Regions from separate parts of the Homo sapiens genome. Here region 1 is linked to region 2. A link is an interaction called in ENCODE POLR2A ChIA-PET data of the cell type or tissue named here. Cell type or tissue: A673. All regions are shown on one strand. Each heading gives the region's core, and the rest is flanking DNA. Links, peaks and the distances in the headings are about the cores only. Region 1 overlaps PHACTR1 (phosphatase and actin regulator 1). Region 2 overlaps GFOD1 (Gfo/Idh/MocA-like oxidoreductase domain containing 1).

Region 1 (5,380 bases), core at 258-5,257, 350 kb before region 2:
GTGGCTACTGAGGCTTAGCATATGGCTAGTCGCTGACAGTGATGGGATTAAATCCACCCCCGCATTCCAAAAAAAAAAAGACTGAAGAAAAGAAAATTATAGAGAAGCTTAAAATTGTCTATAACTTTATCACCCAAATAGAACCACTGTCAGCTGAGTTTCTTCTTCCAAATCCTATCCCTATGCATAAATAGATATGAAGATAGGCAAGTAAGCCATTCTTGTAGAAAAATAGAATTATACATAATATTTGGCAAAACTAAGCAACAAACTATAGCAATTTTTCATGTCAATAATGAGAGCTGTTTATAATTTTTAATGGCTGCATAGACACGCATTAAATGGTTGTTCATTTAATCAATCTGTCATGGTTGAACATAGGGGTCATTATCTTTTTACAGTATTAAATACAAATAGAGCTTAAGTTGTGATGTCACTCTTCAATAATATGTCAAATATGACCAAAATTAGCAAATCCTCTTGTGGCATATGGGACAAACTCATGTGAAAAGCCAATGGTCACCTTGAAACAACAGCCTCAGTTCAAACTCGAGATAAACTTACAACCAAGACAAATTTCTAAGGAAACGTGGTAGCCTCTAATCTTACCCTGTCATGCGAGAAAATTCTCCACATGGTATTTCTTACCTGTGGTTTGGAGGTAGATGCTGTCTCTTATTCCACAGCCCTACCTCCAGCCATGGCTCTGCCTGTAAGTAAATAAAGGATAAATCTTAACTACAGTGGTTTGTCCTAACCATGAATATTCCAGGAGATGGGAAATATACATACTGAAACCAGAGCCTATCCTTTCTCTGAGAAACATTCATTCATTTATCCATTCAAAAAATAATCACTGGTTACTTCCTATGTGTCATAAACGGTCCTTGCCCTCCATAGCAAACATGGAGGGTAGGGTCATATCAATTAGGATGATTTTGGCTGCTGTCACAGAAGTTCTCCTGCATCTTGGCCCAAAAAGTAAGGTCATTTATTATCTTATATAGCAAATGTATCAATGAGGCAGGCTCCAGGCCTGATTACCCCATGATTCTCTGCTCTGCCCACCTTTGCTTCAGGACTCTATCCTCAGGCCAGTTGCAAGGTGGCTACAATAGTTCAGGCCTCACATCCTGACACCATAGTGATCAGAGGCAGAAGTAGGACTTAGAGATACAGAATAGGTATCTCTCTCTAAGTGTGAGAAAGCCATTCTTAGAAGCCTCACTACCTACAGGCACCCCCCCAAACTCCCCATTAACCTACCTGTTAACCAATCCCTAACCAGAGATCCACCCACTAGAGCTTGGGTGGGATCAACCTCTAGGAAGCTCATGGTCTGGTGAAGAAGCTAAGTGTTGGAGCACAGTCTGGGTTATATTAAAAAGGAAGATGGACAGATAAGGGTGCAGCATTGTCTTTTACAGAGGAAACTAGCATGCATCAGTGACTGGCTAATTAATTAGCCAGGCAGACCGAATGGCCTTGAGGCAGAAATGATGGGTTTCTTGTGTTTGAAGACTAGAGTGAGGAGTAGAATTGGAGCCAGTGAGTGATTGGAGATGGGACAGAACATGTCCTTCTAAGCTGATGGGCAGACTCCAGGGCGTTAAGAGCAAGGAGGACCCATTGGGGGATTCATAGAGGAACCATGGCATGCTTTGATTCATCTTTAGAAGAGATGTTCCTGGCTGCTGTGTGGAAGACTTGAGGGCAAGTAACAAAAGTCAGAACACAGAAACTGATGATATGGATAACTGGTCTACATGAAGAGAGAAGTGGGAAGAGTTGGCAAATAGTTAAGAGTTACCTTTGACCAGTTTTGATGATGAGTTAGAGCTGGTGGCCATAAGGGAAAAGGTGGTATCAAGGACAACTCGTTGGTTTCTCTCTGAGCAATTACATCACTGGCATTGCCATTACTGAAGAATGATCCAGTTAAGGGTAAGAATAACTCACTTTAGATAAAGTGAAGATGAGGTGCCTATGAAATGTTATTTGGAGATGCAGAGTCATGATGAGACTAGTAGTAATTCAGATATTTTTCCAAATATTATTTTGTATGAAATAATATAATTCTCACAATAACCCATGAAGCAGATGCTGTTATTATCCCCATATTTCAGATGTGGTAACTTAAGACCCAGAGAAGTTAAAAACTTGGCTGGTGTTACACAGCTAGTAAGAACTGTGTCAATGAGAAGAGCCTTCTGGGCTGGAAATATAAATTTAAAAATATTAAGATTATCAATGGTAGTTAGAGCCATAGGTACAAATGAAATGGTCTAGGGAGAACTGAACCATGGGAAATTCCATAATTTAACTCAAAGCCTGAGAGGTACAAAAGTACTCTAGAGGAAGAGGAAAGGGAGGAAGCCTCCCTGGGGATCAGCTACTTTTGCATGAGTGTTCAAGTGTTTAAAAAAAAAAAAAAAAAAAGGAAGGACTTGGCTCCTTTACAAACTAAAAAGCAGCTTATAAAAGGTTCTGAAATTCTGCCAGAGACAGAGTGTGAAATATGGACATGCATGTTAGCACTTGATGTTCTGCCACTTACAAACTATAGAGTTTGTATAAAGTCAGGCAAGTTACTTCTTTGCATTAGGATTAGGTTCAGCTGCATAAAACCAACTTAAAATAGTAATAACTAACATAAGATAGGGATGAATTTTTCTCTCATATAAAAGAAGCACAGAGGCGGTCAGTTTAAGGCTGCTATGTCTGATGGCTCCAGAAAGTTCTTAAAGACCAAGATGCCTCCTAGCTTACAACTCCATTATTACTATGAAGTGGCCCTTGTCCTCACAGTGCCTGCCATGTTCCAGTCATCACTTCTCTGATCTAGAAAACTGGATGAAGGGAAAAGCAAACCAAAGAAATGGCATATCTCTTATCTTTAAGCAGATTTCCAAGAAGTCACTTGGAACACTTTAGTTCATATCTCATTGGTAAAAGCTATAATAGGCCACACCTACCCTCAGAGGAGGCTGGGAAACATTCTTTTAGTAGGGCAAAAAATCAAGATGTATTCACTAAATAGAAGAATGGATTTGGCAGGCGGCCAGTTTTCTCTGCCATTGTCAATTTGCTCTTTTGTAAAATAAGATTTAAAATATTCACTTCACCTTTCTTATTGGTTTGTTGTAGGGATCAAATGATATAATAACTAGGCAAGTGTTTGATAAATGATAGAACACTATTCAGATAGTTGCTGTGAGGATGACCATTTACTCCTCTTGCACACAGTAATCACTTAAATATGTTTTCAGTGAGAAAACCTTCAAAAATATTTTCTATTTGTAGGGTCTAAAGCAGGAAATGTGGATTGATAAGAGAGAATTTTTTTCTGCAAATCTTGCATTTCAGTGACAAAGCCTTTCTTTGCCTTCAGAATCAATTTCAGGACAGCCAAGATTGATATTTGATTAGCTCTGCAGTAAAGTTCCCATCAATAATTGCCTACTCTCTGCTGAACTCAGGCACTCTCCTGAGTTTTTCTGGTAGATAAAGTAGAAGAATTATTTGTGGGGATTGCAGCTCATGTCATTAACCCACCTGGTCCTCACAATTCTGACTTGCAACATAACAAGGATGCCAGACCAAGGTCCCTTGTGGTGACTGTTTTTAAGAGAATGGCTCTTTAATTCAGAAACCAATTGAAATGATCATTAAGAAACAGAATGCAAAGATAGCAGGGCACTCTGGAAACTGTAGCTACTTATTGTGCGTAGAGATTCCCAGGCATGGATAAAAGTAAATGAAGTTTCTTTTCCTATTAAAATAAATCTGGGGTAGTCAGGAATTATCTGTGAATACTGATAATCTTTTTAACTTTTGAGCTTGACCCCAGAAACAGATGATGCTTTTGCATTAAATAATGACCTTTAAGATTATTTCACCACACAGGGCAGTTTCTATTATCTTTCATTATATACATGCTTTATATGTTAATTCCTCTAAAAATAAGATAATGTTTTCCTTTGCACAGTACTTTGCATCTTAGGATTTTAAAGAGCAGAAATTTCCTCTTCTCTTTCTTCAAAATCCCTACCCTCATAATTTGAGATGTATGTACACTAAATGCTTAACTATTTTTTGCCACATCAATACATCATAACCTCCTGCACTCATGGGCCTTAGTATTTCCCAAAAGGTCCTGAAGGGCAGGGCTGAGAGCAGGACCCTTGACATCAGCCTATTTCTCTATTTCTCTATTTCTTGTGCCTGCCCTTTTTTCTTTCCTTGACCTGTTGCCTTATAATTTAATGCTTAAATTTTGGAAAGGGAAAAAGGAACAAGCACAAATAGAGCTAATTTAGTTAAGATGAGTTTCATTATGTGTCCTAAAGGAAAACTAAAAAGATACTATATACATTAAAAAACCATATTGCAAGTAATGCAGGAAAACATATTTGACAGATGATAAGCCCAAATTGTAGCCAACAATTCAACTTGGGGAAAATTCCCACTGAGATCTGGTGTGGCTTGGTTAGTTTCATTGATGAGTCTTATTGGATAGTCATTAGCTGCTCTTTCACTTACCCTCCAGCTGAGACACAGGACCCTGCCCACCAGCCACCACCCTCGTGTGAGATTCAAGTAAAATCAAGAGTGTATACAGACTGAAACGGTTATAAGCAATCAACACTCTAAATTTGGAGTCAGGAAATCTTTAATGAGCACCCACAAAATGCCACTTATTATACTAGAGTTTCCATGTATTAATATAATGGTTGTATATGCAATCAGAGAGCTAGATATTGCTATTCCCATTTTTTGTAGTTAAGGAAATGTAGTTTTGAGAGGCCGATTAACTTGCCTGTGGTTACACAGCAAGTCATGATTAAATGCACTTAAACCTGATGTTCAAAGTCCCAATTCTAGGCTCTGAGGTCATTATATCCAGACATTTGGAAGAAAGAACTTAAGGAAAATAATAATTTAAAAATAAACACTAAATCAAATGTGAATTCAGAGCTTCCTATGTGGCAAAATTAACAGGTGACTTTCTCTGTTGAGACCTCTTTAAAAATTTAACATCTTTCATGCAGAAGAATAATAAAAAGTCCCCAAAGGAATTAACAGGACAAAAATAATACGACATTTACCTCTGAAAAAAGACTAATGGAAGTCAATTTCTGTGTTCTGAGACAAGGAAAATTAAGAATTCCTTGTGAAAGTCTTGACAAAGATATGAGCAGGGTTCCTTACTTTCTGAGTAATAATCAAAACAAGTCCAAGTTAGAGCCACTGGTGGTAATTAAAATACATACACACACACACACACACACACACACACACACACACACACAGAAGAGAAGAATGTTTTAGCAAGGATCAACACCCTTGCAAAAATACTCACTTCAGCAGTACTATTTGG
Region 2 (5,380 bases), core at 254-5,253:
ACATCTGGAATTCTTAGGCATATTTTCCTGTGGAATATTGAGGTCCCAACTACTTGTAAACTCTATTACAGTGAGGTAGTTCCTCCAAACCTTCTGGGCTTCCATTTTGTTGTTGTTGTTGTTGTTTATATAAAACAGGGGCTGGGCATGGTGGCTCAGGCCTGTAATCCCAGCACTTTGGGAGGCCGAGGCAGGAGGATCACTTAAACCCAGGAGTTCGAGACCTGCCTGGGCAACATAGTGAGACCCTGTCTCTAAAAAAAATACAAAAAATAGCCGGGTGCTGTGGCATGCACCTGCAGTCCTAGCAACTCTGGAAGTGGAGGTAGGAGGATTCCTTGAACCCAGGAGTTTGAGACCAACCTGGGCAACACAGCGAAACCTCATCTCTACCAAAAAATTAAAAAATTAGCCAGATGTGGTGGTGCATGCCTGTAGTCCCAGTGACTAGGGAGGCTGAGGCAGGAGGATTGCTTCAGCCTAGGAGTCTGAGGCTGTAGTGAGCCATGCTAGCACCACTATACTCCAGCCTGGTGACAGTGAGACCCTGTGAAAAAAAAAAAAAGAAAGAAAGACAGGAAGAGAGAGAGAAAGAGAGAGAGAGAGAGAGAAAGGAAGGAAGGAAGGAAGGAAGGAAGGAAGGAAGGAAGGAAGGAAGGATAATAACAGTATCTACCTCAAAAGGTTGTTATGAGGGCTGCATGAGGCAATGCATGCAAGCTACTTAGCACAGTGCCTGGCACAGGAAGTGCCGAATAAACACTAGCTCAGCGGTTTTTAACCAGCTGCTGAAACCCTTGAGCACAACCAGGAATATCTATTTCTTGGTGTCCCCTACTGGCCCAGCGCAAAGACCATCTCCAATAAACCTCTGTTGCTTGAAGTTAGCGTAACAGGGAAAGGAAGAAAGAAGCCCAGAGAAGGAAAGTTTCACAGGACACTTAATTAAGATTTTCAAGGATATGATTGGTTATTTCACAGTGGATGGTGAACATTCGATTTTTTTGTTTGAGTGAAGGTAGAAGGTGAGAAATGGACTTCAATTCCAGTAACCGTGGCTGGAATTATCTGACGGTGCTAGCTAGCTACCAAAACAGCTATACATTATTTAAGAAATTGGCCATTTGAAACCAGCCTGGCCAACATGGCAAAACCCCGTCTCTATTAAAAATATAAAAATTAGCTGGGCGCAGTGGTGGGCGCCTGTAATCCCAGCTACTCGGGAGGCTGAGGCAGGAGAATCGCTTGAACCTGGGAGGTGAAGGTTGCAGTGAGCTGAGATTGTGCCACTGCACTCTAGCCTGGGCGACAGAGCGAGACTCCATCTCAAAAACAAACAAACAAAAAAAAAAAAAAAAAAAGAAAGAGAAAAGAAATTGGCCAAGGAAAATAATGTACTATTTCGTAGAGTCCATATCAATTGAATAGGTAACAACTCCATTTTTTCTTTTCAAAAAGAGAAAAGAAAGCTTCAGTAGAGAATATTGGGAAAGGATGCCAGCAGGCGAGCCAGACCAAGGGCTGAGTCTGACCTCAAAGCTCTACCACGTATCTGGACAAGTAACTTAATCTCCCTAATCCTCAATTTCCTCATCTGTTAAATGGGGATATAAGGGTATCGACTTCATTGGAGTGGTGAGAACCATCTTGAGAGCTTAGCACAGGGTCTGGGACACAGTCCATGTTCAATCAATTCTACCGATGGTCATTTTGTTGTTGTTACCAATGGCTGTTGTGGGTTATTCTTTAAAACAGTTGATAAACAGTTACTTGTAGTAGACAGTTGGTGAACAGGCCTGCCCATGGCATAGCAGGGAACTACTCAAGGTTCTGAAATTTGTAGACCAGGGACTACTCTGGTAGACACGAGGAGACAGCCCACTCCCTGTTGCCACACTAAGAGCTGCTTCCTAGGCTGGGTGCAGTGGCTCATGCCTGTAATCCCAGCTCAGGAGGCTGAGGTGGACAGATCCCTTGGCCCAGCAGTTCGAGACCAGCCTGGGCGACACAACAAGATGCCACCTCTACTAAAAAAATATGAAAATTAGCCAGGTGTGATGGTGTGCACCTGTGGTCCCAGCTACTTGGGAGGCTGAGACGGGAGGATCACTTGAGCACGGGAGGCAGAGGTTGCACTGCATGCCAGTCTGGGTGACAAAGCCAGACCCTATCTCAAAAAAAAAAAAAAAAAAAAGAAAAGAGAAAAAAGAAAATCTGTTTCCTCTGGTCAGTGTGTTTTGAATAGGTAACGACTCCTCCACCAAAAAATAAAAAGTTGTTCTTAATTACTTTTTTTTTTAATTTAAAAACTCAAGCACTGGTTGGCAGTATTGAAAAGAGTTTTGGTATTTCAAATATTTCAGCAAGTTTTTGTATCACTACACTGGAGAAATGAGAGAGGAGGAGCCTGTCTTCAGCAGACCCTGTTGCTGTACCCTGATGGAGAGAGAGCCTGCAGGAGCTGGCCTGTAGCTGCTGCTGCAGATCCTCTCAGATAACTGACTCTTGTCATTTCATATTGTGAGAGAGGGGGTAAGCAGATGAGCCAGGTAGGTAGAAACAAAGAAGTCAGGAAGATTTCCAGAGAAGAAGAGAAATAAGAAGGGCTAGGTGCAATGACTCACACCTATAATCCCAGCATTTTGAGAGGCCAAGGCGGGAGGATCGCTTGAGGCCAGGAGTTTGAAGCCAGCCTGGGCAACATAGCAAGATGCTGTCCCTACAAAAAAAAAAAAATTAAAAATTAGCCAGGCATGGTGACATGTGCCTGTAACCCCAGCCACTTGGGGGGCTGAGGCAGGAGGATTGCTTGAGCCCAGGACTTCAAGGTTGCAGTGAGCTATGACTGTGCCATTGCATTCCACCCTGGGCAACAGAGTGAGACCTTATCGAAAGAAGAAAAAGGGCTGGGTGTGGTGGCTCATGTCTGTAATCCCAGCACTTTGGGAGGTCAAGGTGGGTGGATCACTTGAGGTCAGGATTTCAAGACCAGCCTGGGCAACATGCTGAAACTCCGTTTCTACTAAAAATACAAAAATTAGCTGGGCGTGCTAGTGCATGCCTGTAATCCCAGCTACTCAGGAGGCTGAGGGAGGAGAATCACTTGAACCCGAGAGGCAGAGGTTGCAGTGGGTGGAGATCATGCCACTGCACTCTAGCTTGAGGAACAGAGCGAGACCCCATCTCAAAAACAACCACCAAAAAAAAAAAAAAAAAAAAAAAAGGAAAGAAGTAAGAAGATGGGACAGAAGCCTTTATAGTCATGCCCCTTCCCCTGCTTGCCATCCTTGTAGAAAGGACCACCGGCCAGTCCAGAGAGACCCTGCAGACACAGCAACAGCGCAGCTCCTGTAGAGCTCTCCATCACGGTACCATAACAGGGGTTCCTGAAAACAGAGTCTCCTCCTCTCATTTCTCAAGTCTGGTGATAACAAAACTTGCTGAACTATTTCTTTTCAATAGTGCCAACCAGTGCTTGAGTTTTTAATTTTTAAAAAAATCATTGATTACAAACAACTGTTTTTTCAGAGAGGGAGTTGTTACCTATTCAGTTGATATGGACTCTACAAAATAGTACATTATTTTCCTTGGCCAATTTCTTTTTTCTTTTCTTTTTTTTTTTTTTTTTGAGACGGAGTTTCGCTCTGCCGCCCAGGCTGGAGTACAGTGGTGCGATCTCGGCTCACTGCAAGCTCCGCCTCCCGGGTTCGGCCACTCTCCTGCCTCAGCCTCCCGAGGAGGTGGGACTACAGGCGCCCACCACCACGCCCGGCTAATTTTTTGTATTTTTAGTAGAGACGGGTTTCACCATGTTAGTCAGGATGGTCTCGATCTCCTGACCTTGTGATCCACCCACCTCGGCCTCCCAAAGTGCTGGGATTACAGGCGTGAGCCACTGTGCCTGGCTCCTTGGCCAATGTCTTAAATAATGTACAGTTATTGTGCAAGCTAGCTAACTGATAAATAGACTCATTTAAAAAGATGTACCTTGTTGTTAGTCACACATTATCTTTTTCATAATTTTATATAAAATTTGTACTTCAGATGAAAAAATGAGAAAGTTCTTCATGTATTATATGACAAGTTAGACAAAAACAGGCAAGATGCAGAAGAATGTGCATGGTATACTATCATCTGTACAGAAAAAAGAATAAATATATATTTGCTTGAATTTATGTAGAATATCTCTCGGAAGGAACACTGATAACTTTGGTCGTCTCTGGGCAGGAGAACGGGTGTCTGGCGGGGGGAAGGATGGAAGGAGCTTTTCAGCATATCTGCTTTTGTACCCTTTGAATTTTTTTTTTTTTTTTTTTTTTTTTTGAGACGAGGTCTTGCTCTTTTGCCCAGGCTGGAGTGCAGTGAGGTGATCATAGCTCACTGCAGCCTCAAACTCCTGGGCCCAAGCAATCCTTCTGCCTCAGCCTCCCAAGTAACTGGGACTACAGGTGCATGCTACCATACTTGGCTAATTTTTTTTTTTGAGACAGTCTCGCTCTGTTGCTCAGGGTGGAGTGCAGTGGCATGATCTCAGCTCACTGCAACCTCCACCTCCTGGGTTCAAGTGATTCTCCTGTCTCAGCTTCCCAAGTAGCTGGGATTACAGGCACGTGCCACCATGCCCGGCTAATTTTTGTATTTTTAGTAGAGATGGCGTTTCACCATATTGGCCAGGCTGGTCTTGAACTCCTGACCTCAACTGATCCACCAGCCTGGGCCTCCCAAAGTGCTGGGATTACAGGCGTGAGCCACCATGCCCGGCCTTTCATACCTGGCTAATTTTTAAAAAATTTTGTAGAGATAGGGTCTCACTGTGTTTCCCTGGCTGGTCTTGAACTCTTGGCCTCAAGGAATCCCCCGACTTTAGCCTCTCAAAGTATTGGGATTACAGGTGTGAGCCACTGTGCCTGGCTAGGTTTCTTTCTTTTTTCTCGTAGAGACAGTGGCTTTGCTATGTTGCCCAGGCTTCTTTTAATTTTGAACAAGGTGACTACATTGCCAGTTCAAAAATACATAGATAAAATTAAAATTTGTATTTAAAAATGAAAAAATTGCCCTCACAATGTCCCTTAGATGGGAAATGGGGGCTAAGGTTTCAGGAGGGAGGGACAGGCTGGATTAAACAAGGAATGGCACATCCATCAGCATGACAGCCATGGCCTTGGCATGGCCATCTCCCAAGAGGCACTGGATCCATGATAAAGAGCCTATAAACCACCCGATAAAACTCATATATCATTCCCTTGCCTCTGATAAGGGGATCTTGTTTTTCCTTTCTTGCAATACAATAGAGATTCATGAATTAGCCAGAAATTCAGATACTGCTGTGTCATGGGCTGGTTGGCTTAGAGGTTGGACAGATGCCAGCCCCTTCCTAGCT

What was found. ChIA-PET counts read pairs that join two places held together with the same protein. Peaks named below come from ENCODE experiments on the same cell type or tissue, not always from the same donor. Only the 100,000 strongest peaks of a DNase experiment are listed, where the experiment ranks them.
Region 1: POLR2A ChIA-PET joins it to region 2 with 8 read pairs; 1 of 35 experiments calls an interaction of 5 or more read pairs at or near these places.

Annotation. Positions count from the first base shown.
Region 1 is chr6:13,036,069-13,041,448 of GRCh38, forward strand. The region is part of intron 4 of PHACTR1 (phosphatase and actin regulator 1); the gene reads left to right. Among named protein-coding and RNA genes, the nearest start is that of TBC1D7, 290 kb to the right of the region's middle. In A673, for the core only: no CTCF peak of the experiment used is centred there; a DNase peak (open chromatin) is centred at 2,433; H3K27ac peaks cover 400 bases.
Region 2 is chr6:13,390,170-13,395,549 of GRCh38, forward strand. All of the region lies in intron 1 of GFOD1 (Gfo/Idh/MocA-like oxidoreductase domain containing 1), which reads right to left. Among named protein-coding and RNA genes, the nearest start is that of TBC1D7-LOC100130357, 64 kb to the left of the region's middle. In A673, for the core only: no CTCF peak of the experiment used is centred there; a DNase peak (open chromatin) is centred at 752; H3K27ac peaks cover 1,174 bases.